Linked DNA regions of Homo sapiens: region 1 is linked to region 2. Evidence: chromatin contacts called from ENCODE Hi-C or POLR2A ChIA-PET data. All regions are on one chromosome and are shown on one strand. The core of a region is the stretch at or near the end of the contact, and the rest is flanking DNA. Distances in the headings are between cores, read along the strand shown.

Region 1 (4,255 bases), core at 593-3,092, 300 kb before region 2:
AGATTAATTTTGCCTTTTCTGGAATTTCAAATAAATGGGATGGTATGCACTCTTTTGTGTCATTTATTTATCTTCACATACTTTAAAATAAAAAGGTCCAATTGGGGATGTAGTAAAAACCTCTTTCCCACCAGTAGCCACCAGTCAAGAGTCTTTCTTTCTCTCTCTCTCTTTTTTTTTTTTTTTTGACAGGATCTTGCTCTGTCATCCAGGTTGAAGTGCAGTGGCATGATCATGGCTCACTGCAGCCTCTCAATCTTCTGGGCTCAAGCAATCCTCCCACCTCAGCCTCCCACACAGCTGGGACTACAGGTGTTTGGGACTACCAGCTAATTTTGCTTGTATTTTGTGTAGAGACAGGGTCTCACCAAGTTGCCCAGGCTAGTCTCAAACTCCTGAGCTCAAATGATCTGTCAGCCTTGGCCTCCCAAAGTGCTTGGATTACAGGCATGAGCCACTGTGCCTGGCTCGGTCTTCCTCTCTTGAAGCAACCAATGTTATTCGTTTTATGTGGACCATCCCAGGGCTATCATTATTAATTCAGGTGTTTATACAAGGCTCTCTGAGAACTCAGTTTTAAAGATTACCCAAAGAGTCCCTGCAACAATCCAGCCTAAAACGATATAAAATCAGTTTTGATATAACTGAAGTTTTTAGATTCTGCCTCCAAATATCAGATTGTGACATTTTACCTTTCTCTGACTTTATGCCAAATTTACTTCAACTTCTAGCATCTATCGTTCTCATTTAGGAACAAATATGTATTTCACAAATGTGGAAATACAACCATGAGCCAAACAAAACCAAATCCTGGACTTACGGAGCTGATGGTAGATTCCCCAACATAACCACTTGATTACAGTTTTATGCAATGTGATGGGAGTAAGGGACCACCGTAGGGAGGTCAGAAGTTGCCTCTCAGAGGTGGAGACTACAGCTGTCGTCAGAAGGATGAGGGTTGGAAGAATCTTCAGGCACAGAGCAAAGCATGAGCAAAAGCTCTGTGGAGTCCAGGAAGCTGAGTAAATAGGGAATAAAAGAGGCCAGTTTGGCTGAAGCAGAGAGAGCAGGATGGAATTGGTCTGACCTGTAAGAAGACATGGAGAGGTGGGCAAAGCGCCTGGCCATTCAGGGCTTGGTTAGTTAGGAGGTTTTGTCTAAGAGAACGGGAAGTGGTTTGGGCTGGGAAGTGACAGGGTCACATTACATTTTGAAAAAGCCACTCTGCCTGTTGTGTTGAGATTAGAGAGGCGATAAAGGGGATATGGGTAAACCACAAGGAGACTAGGTCAGTAGTCCCTCCACCCCCACTCCCCAGGTGAAGGTAGCCTAGACTAGGGTGGTGATGGAGGAGGTAGAAGAGGACAGATTCAAGGAAAATTTGGAAGGTAAAAACCAGTAGGATTTGCTGATGGACGGAATATAGGAGGGGAAAGGTAGATTATCAGGGATGTATCTTAGTTTTCTTATAGAAGATGTATTTAGTTGCAATGAAATTGTTAATTGAAATTGACTTTAAATAATGGCACGACTTAAAATTATGCAAACATTTGCCTTAGATAAAATTTCAAGTTTTCAAAGTTTTTAGCTGGGTAGATGGCATGGCTTTACTTCATATTTCTTGGTATTTCCTAATCTTGTTAAAAAAAAGTTTTTCTTTTTCTCAAAGGCTTATTTCAGTGGAAGCCCATCTGCGAAATCTGTTATAAATTTAAATTAGAAAATAAATACAAGTGCCATTGACACGTTGGTTATTGTTTTTGCGAGTGACCTAAGGCCACCTCTCGCGGGAGCTGGGGGCTGCCTTCCGACTCCTGTGCGTCTGCGCCGCGGGCGGAGCCCGGAAGTCAGACTATGGGGCGGTGCGGCAGCGCGAAGCCTGCAGTCCTAAAGGCGGGGTCGCTCCAGGCTTCCGAGGGGGTGTGTCTCCCGCCTCTTTAACCTGGCAGGGGCGGTTCAAGTGGCCGGGGAAATCGGCGAATTGCAGGGTCAAGGGCTGGTGCTTTGAAAGAGAGGCGGAGGGGAGAGAGGGATTTTCCCGTCCCCGCTGCGCTCCGTCCTCCATTACTCGTTTTCTCCGCCCGCGGCCCGAACCCGTTGTGCGGTAGAGGCAGCCGGGTCCCTTTAAGGCCCAGCTGCGCTCCGTCCTCCATTACTCCTTTTCTCCGCCCGCGGCCCGAACCCGTTGTGCGGTAGAGGCAGCCGGGTCCCTTTAAGGCCCAGCTGCGCCTGTGCCTTGGGCTCTCCTGACACGGCCCATCCGGACCCTGAGGAGCCAGCGGGCCGCAAGCAAGTTGCTGGGCGGCGGTTGAGATAGCGGCGGTGCTGGGAGGGGTAGGTGAGGGTCGCGAGGCTGCCTGAGCTTCTGAGTGAGCCTGGTGATTTTGGGAACGCGGGACGGGCGACCTGCGGCGCCAGGAGCGGGGCCGAGGTACGGCGGCACGGCTGCAGCCTGGATGGGAAGTTCAAGTTTACTGCGAAGTCCACCCAGCGTTCCGGAGGTGAGGGCGCCGCGCCAGGCCGGGCGGCAGGTGAGTCTGGGACCTGCGGGCGCACAGCTGGGCTGAGGCGCGGCGCGCTGGGCCGCCGCAAGTTTTGTTACGCGAGCGGGGCGGTTGCGCCGGGCACTGCCGGGCTCCGCAGGGCTCCGCCGGGGCCTAAGTTCCCTGCGCTTGATTCCTCGCCTGCCGCTGCAGCCCACAGCCCTCCTCTCGTGGGCGCTGGGGAAGAAACTCCCTGGCGGGTGTTCTGTGGCATCCCAGGGGGTGGAGGGACGGAGCAGCTTCGGGGGCACGTCTTCGGAAGTCCTGTGGAGCACACTGACTTCGCACCCCACCCTCGAGGCCGTTCCTTCTGGGAACTTGGGCAAGAGCGCTCGCGCCCCTGACTTGCAAAGTTGGGGTCTTTATTGGCCTCCGGGATTCTGCTCCTGGCGGTGTCTCCAGGCTGGTGATGGGCAAGCCAGGTGTGCCAGGTCCAGGATGCATGTGAGGAGCGTTTGTAGCGATCACTGAATCACCTCATGACTAGCGGGGCAAGCCTCCAATTAACCACAGGATTTCTGGTAGGTTGGACTGTGGTGTTGGTGTTTGCAGTCCAAAGAGTTGCTGTGATTTTTCTGTGCCTGTCTGTCTTTCTTTGAGACTTCTTAGATTATCTCATTTGGCGTCCTTTCACCCAAGAGTTAACCAAGCGAGGAATGGTTTCCTCGCTTTCTTCCTACCTTTTGCTGGTGGAGCTGCTTTCGAAAGAAGCACTTTAAGAGGCCGACGCGGGCGGATCATGAGGTCAGGAGATTGAGACCATCCTGGCTAACACTGTGAAACCCCATCTCTACTGAAAATACAAAAAATTAGCCGGGAGTGGTGGCAGGTGCCTGTAGTCCCAGCTACTCGGGAGGCTGAGGCAGGAGACTCGCTTGAACCTGGGAGGCGGAGGTTGCAGTGAGCGGAGATATCTTGTCACTGCACTCCAGCCTGGGTGACAGAGCGAGACTCCCTCTAAAAAAAAAAAAAAGCCTTTTCTTGCAGTGGTATCTTTTCTTTGAGTTACAGTGTTGTTCATCCTTTCTTTGCCGAAAGAATGAATCCCACTGCTTCACGAAGTTAAGGAAAACTGATGTGCTGGTGGTTTTTAATCTTTGTTCTGAGCTGTTATGCATTAATAGCTTTCTTTTTGTTTTTGAATTTAATTAGTAAAATTTCACCAGTGAACCAAAAGCTCTTTTTTTTTCTATTCTAAAATGCTAGCTTTAAGATTTCTGAGAACTTTGTGTCAAAGAAATCTTCGAAAAGTTACTGAAGTATACAGAAGAAGTTCACAATTTTAAACGTGCAGGTGATCTGGGCGTGGTAGATCACACCTGTAATTCCAGCATTTCGGGAGGCCAAGGTGGGCGGATCACTTGAGCCCAGGAGTTCCAGACCAGCCTGGGCAACGTGGCAAAATGCCATCTCTACTAAAAATACAAAAATTAGCTGTGTGTGGTCAACAGAGCCCGGGAGGTTGAGATTGCAGTGAGCAGTGATCGTGCCAGTGCACTCTGGCCTGGATGGCAGAGTGCAACCCTGCCTCAAAAAAAAAAAAAAAAGTACAGGTCATGAGTTTTTACTAAATGAACCACCACAGATTAAGAAATAGAACATTACTATATTGGGGTATATATGTAGAAGTGGCATTGTTGGTTTTAGAGCTATATGAATGATAAAACTTTAGTATTACATATGGCTGAACATTTTCCCAAAGTGTTTTATCA
Region 2 (4,287 bases), core at 1,543-4,042:
AATAAGTCATACATGGAGACCAAGATGCAAAAACCACTCATGAGCAGCCACATAGGACAGAGGTCCCTCTGGAGAAGCCACCAAAGGATATAAATCTCTCTTCAGGTTTGTTTTGAGAAAACACCCAAGCAGGAAAGCTGCTGTACAAAATTACTATTGCCCCATTATGCGATTGTGTTTTACTTTTGTCTTAGCATTAATCCTACCTTGTGGGGAAAAGAAAGAGAGCTCAGACTGCTACTGTGTCTGTGTAGAAAGAAGTAGAAATAAGAGACTCCATTTTGGTCTGTTCTAAGAAAAATTCTTCTGCCTTGAGATGCTGTTAATCTGTAACCCTACCCCCAACCCTGTGCTCCCTGAAACATGGGCTGTGTCCACTCAAGGTTAAATGGATTCAGGGCTGTGCAGGATGTGCTTTGTTAAACAAATGCTTGAAGGCAGCATGCTTGTTAAGAGTCCACTCCCTAATCTCAAGTACCCAGAGACACAATACACTGCGGAAGGCCGCAGGGACCTCTGCCTAGGAAAGCCAGTTATTGTCCAAGGTTTCTCCCCATGTGATAGCCTGAAATATGGCCTTGTGGGAAGGGAAAGACCTGACCGTCCCCCAGCCTGACACCCATAAAGGGTCTGTGCTGAGGAGGATTAGTAAAAGAGAAAGGAAGGCCTCTTTGCAGTTGAGATAAGAGGAAGGCATCTGTCTCCTGCTCATCCCTGGGCAATGGAATGTCTCGGTGTAAAACCCGATTGTATATTCCATTGACTGAGATAGGAGAAAACCACCTTAGGCCTGGAGGTGGGACATGTGGGCAGCAATACTGCTCTTTAAGGCATTGAGATGTTTATGTGTATGCACATCAAAAGCACAGGACTTTTTTCTTTACCTTGTTTATGATGCAGAGACATTTGTTCACATGTTTTCATGCTGACCGTCTCTCCACTATTACCCTATTGTCCTGCCACATCCCACTCTCTGAGAAATGCCCGATAATGATCAATAAATACTAAGGGAACTGAGGCTGGTGCCAGCGCAGGTCCTCTGTATGCTGAGCGCCGGTTCCCTGGGCCCACTTTTCTTTCTCTATACTTTGTCTCTGTGTCTCTTTTTTTTCTTAAGTCTCTCATTCCACCCGACGAGAAATACCCACAAGTGTGGAGGGGCAGGCCACCCCTTCACTACCTGATTTTTATTTATTGCTTGTCTCCTCCTTTTAAAATGTAAGATCCAGGAGATAAGTGGCCTCTATCTTCAGTACCATAGAGTGCTTGGCACATAGTATGTAATTCAGTCAGTGTCAGGCCTCTGAGCCCAAGCTAAGCCATCATATCCCCTGTGACCTGCACGTACACATCCAGATGGCTGGTTCCTGCCTTAACTGATGACATTCCACCACAAAAGAAGTTTAAATGGCCCGTCTTTGCCTTAAGTAATGACATTACCTTGTGAAAGTCCTTTTCCTGGTTCATCCTGGCTCAAAAAGCTCCCCTACCGAGCACCTTGTGACCTCTCACTCCTGCCCGCCACAGAACAAACCCCCTTTGACTGTAATTTTCCTTTACCTACCCAAATCTTATAAAACGACCCCACCCCTATCTCCCTTCGCTGACTCTTTTCGGACTCAGCCCACCTGCACCCAGGTGAAATAAACAGCTTTATTGCTCACACAAAGCCTGTTTGGTGGTCTCTTCACACGGACGCGCATGAAAGTCAGTATTTATGAATGACTCAAGACACAAAAATAGCTTCATAAAACAGTGCTTTGCTTGAGTTTTTATGAATAAACCAATCTGAAGTCATCCCTTTTCTAGCTCAGAACAAATTTCTCCCTTTTATTTTAGAGGAAGATGAGAATGGAGGGTACAAATTTAACATGAGTTTACTGAAGAAGGAAGCACCAAGATTAACCTAAATGAGAATACTATTCTAATGACATTAGCCAGAGAATAATATCGTTCCTGTTCCAGTACTGCCAATTACCATTACAAGTCCCAATATCTTCATTTACAATGTGGGGACAATTATAACACCTAATTATTGGTTATTGTGAAGGTTAAATAAGAAAATATACTTAAAGCCCTTAGGACACCACCCAGAACTTCATCAATAAATGCAGCTATTTTGTTATTATCATATTTATATTAGTGGTATACTACATCATAAATCCACTCAAAGCTGATGCTGAGTCACGGTGACCCCTAACTGAACACATTGCCTCAATCTGCTCCCCATAATGCACTTGAGATACCCACTGCCACAATGACGTCTTTGGTGATTTTAATTTACTACTATTCAGAGGTTCCCAATTTTGGCCTACAGGTCACAGGCAGTAAGAAAGGGATTTCAGGGACTAAATCAATTTATCACTAGGTAAACCGAACAAGAACAGTTTGATCTTATCGTGAATCACTGGAGGGCACGGAACAAGTCTTACTTCTAGAACCCCCAGGGCCCAGCGGAGTGTCTGACACATGATAGTCGATGTTGATTAAATAATAAATGAATGATGAACACATGCCACCTCCTTGACGGGCAGTTCAGGCAATCAGACGTCCTGTGCGTGATCAGACGCCTAGCGCTTCAGAAGCACGACTGGTGAGAACTGGGCAGCCCTTCCACGCTCCGCACTGCAAGAACTGCCTGTCCGGAAGGGTGACTGCACCAGCTCCGCTCCGGATATCTTGGCAGGACGCGCCCTCTGGCGGCGCCTCGCTCGTAGGTGGGCCCCAGCGCGCAGTCGCGCGCCCCCGCGCGTTGGGAAGTTGGGAGGGAGGTGCGCGCTTGGCCGCGCGGGGCGGGGCCTCTACCGGCCCGATGGAGCGCGCGGGCGCTACTAGCCGCGGGGGCCAAGCCCCTGGCTTCTTACTGCGGCTTCATACTGAGGGCCGAGCCGAGGCGGCGCGGGTGCAGGAGCAGGACTTACGGCAGTGGGGGCTGACAGGTGAGCGGGCTCCGGGCGGACTTCGGCCAGGCGGGCCAACCTATTGGGACTGCCTCTTGCGGGCCGGGGGCGCAGCGGGTGGGCCGCCCGGTGGGCAGTTTACCCGCTCGCGCCAGGGCCTTCCTTCGCTCCTGCCGTGGGCGGAGAGAAACTGCGCCCGGGCTTGGTGGCCACGGCCCCCGCCTGCGCGGCGCGCGGGGCCGGCGGACGCCAGATGAATGAGGTCGCGGGCCCGGTAGCCAGGCCTGGCCCCTGGCCTGTGGAGGGGAAACGTGGTGAGATCAGCGCCACCTGCAGGCCTCCGCTGAAGAGTTGGACGGCCTGGTGCACCAAGGATGTAGGTTTCCAGTTGCTGTTCCGGTGGGTTTGGGTCCCGGCCTGGGGAGTTTATTGGTTGCTTCTGTAAAACGATCAACTCATCTCCCAGCTTCAGCTTCTCCGTTTACTGTGCGCGCGCAGTTATTGGAGAATTCGCCACGGATTAATTCTCCGGATCGAGTTACGTGCGGTAGTGAGCGGACAAACTCAAGCAAAGCACTGTTTATGAAGCTATTTTTGTGTCTTGAGTCATTCATAAATACTGACTGAACCACGTACTATATGCCAACTTAGCTTGTCCGCTCACCACCGCACGTAACTCGATTTATTGACACTAGCCCTTACGGAGAGTCTGCAAAGCGCGAACCTTGCATGCCCCCCAGCCCTGCCGCTGCATGGCTGACCGTACTTCCTGCAGCTCCGAGACCCCGCTCTCCTCCTGGGTCTGCGCTGACTCGCCGCTGAACCGCCCCAGCCTCGTTTTCCTTACTTATAAGTTGGGAACGTAGTGTGTGCTTTGACTGTATTGACAGAATCATGCATCAGTAATAATACAGTCGTTTATTCATTACTTATTGAATGCTACTGGGAGCGTATTCTTAGGCATTGGCTACAAAGATGAGCAAAACAAATAGGGACCCTTCCTACCTAGAGTTTTAGACTAGTGAGAGTGCATTTAAAAGTATAAACTAATTTATTTAAGTGCTCAGTACCACGAAAGAGTAAGGTTTGTCATTCTAGGAATGAAACAAAAGGTGCAATTCTGTGTTCAGCTTAGAAGACTGAAAGATGAAGTTGAATGGAGAGGACGCTGACATGAAAGAGAAAGACCTCTCTCCTTGATTCCCTGAGTCTGTAAGAATGTGTGGCTGTAAGGAGTATGTATCCAGTTTTAAGTATGAGCTTGTAGACTGGTCTTTTTATGTTTGACTTTATCTTAACGAAAGTTTATGTTTGTGGGTTTGCCTATTTCCTTGCAAGTGTTGGGAATGGTTCTTTAAGAACTTGTGTGAGAGAGGGCTCAGAAAAG

Evidence for each region. A loop is a pair of places that touch in the nucleus more often than their neighbours do. ChIA-PET counts read pairs that join two places held with the same protein, here RNA polymerase II (POLR2A). Pooled maps may share reads with other maps.
Region 1: a map of CD8-positive, alpha-beta T cell shows a loop between it and region 2 (21-fold over the local background). The contact joins the promoter of NBPF12 here to the promoter of CHD1L in region 2. A Hi-C loop is called at or near these places in 3 of 168 maps with a recorded cell type or tissue (CD8-positive, alpha-beta T cell, MCF 10A and chondrocyte), 6 of 37 single-sample maps with no recorded cell type and 14 of 50 pooled maps. POLR2A ChIA-PET finds 5 or more read pairs at or near these places in 1 of 52 experiments (activated CD4-positive, alpha-beta T cell).

What each region holds. Positions count from the first base shown.
Region 1 is chr1:146,936,482-146,940,736 of GRCh38, forward strand. NBPF12 (NBPF member 12) reads left to right here and starts at 1,843. Exons shown (of 37, transcript NM_001278141.3): 1 at 1,843-2,531.
Region 2 is chr1:147,239,892-147,244,178 of GRCh38, forward strand. CHD1L (chromodomain helicase DNA binding protein 1 like) reads left to right here and starts at 2,793. Exons shown (of 23, transcript NM_004284.6): 1 at 2,793-2,939. The coding sequence starts at 2,813. RefSeq lists a silencer at 2,625-3,244.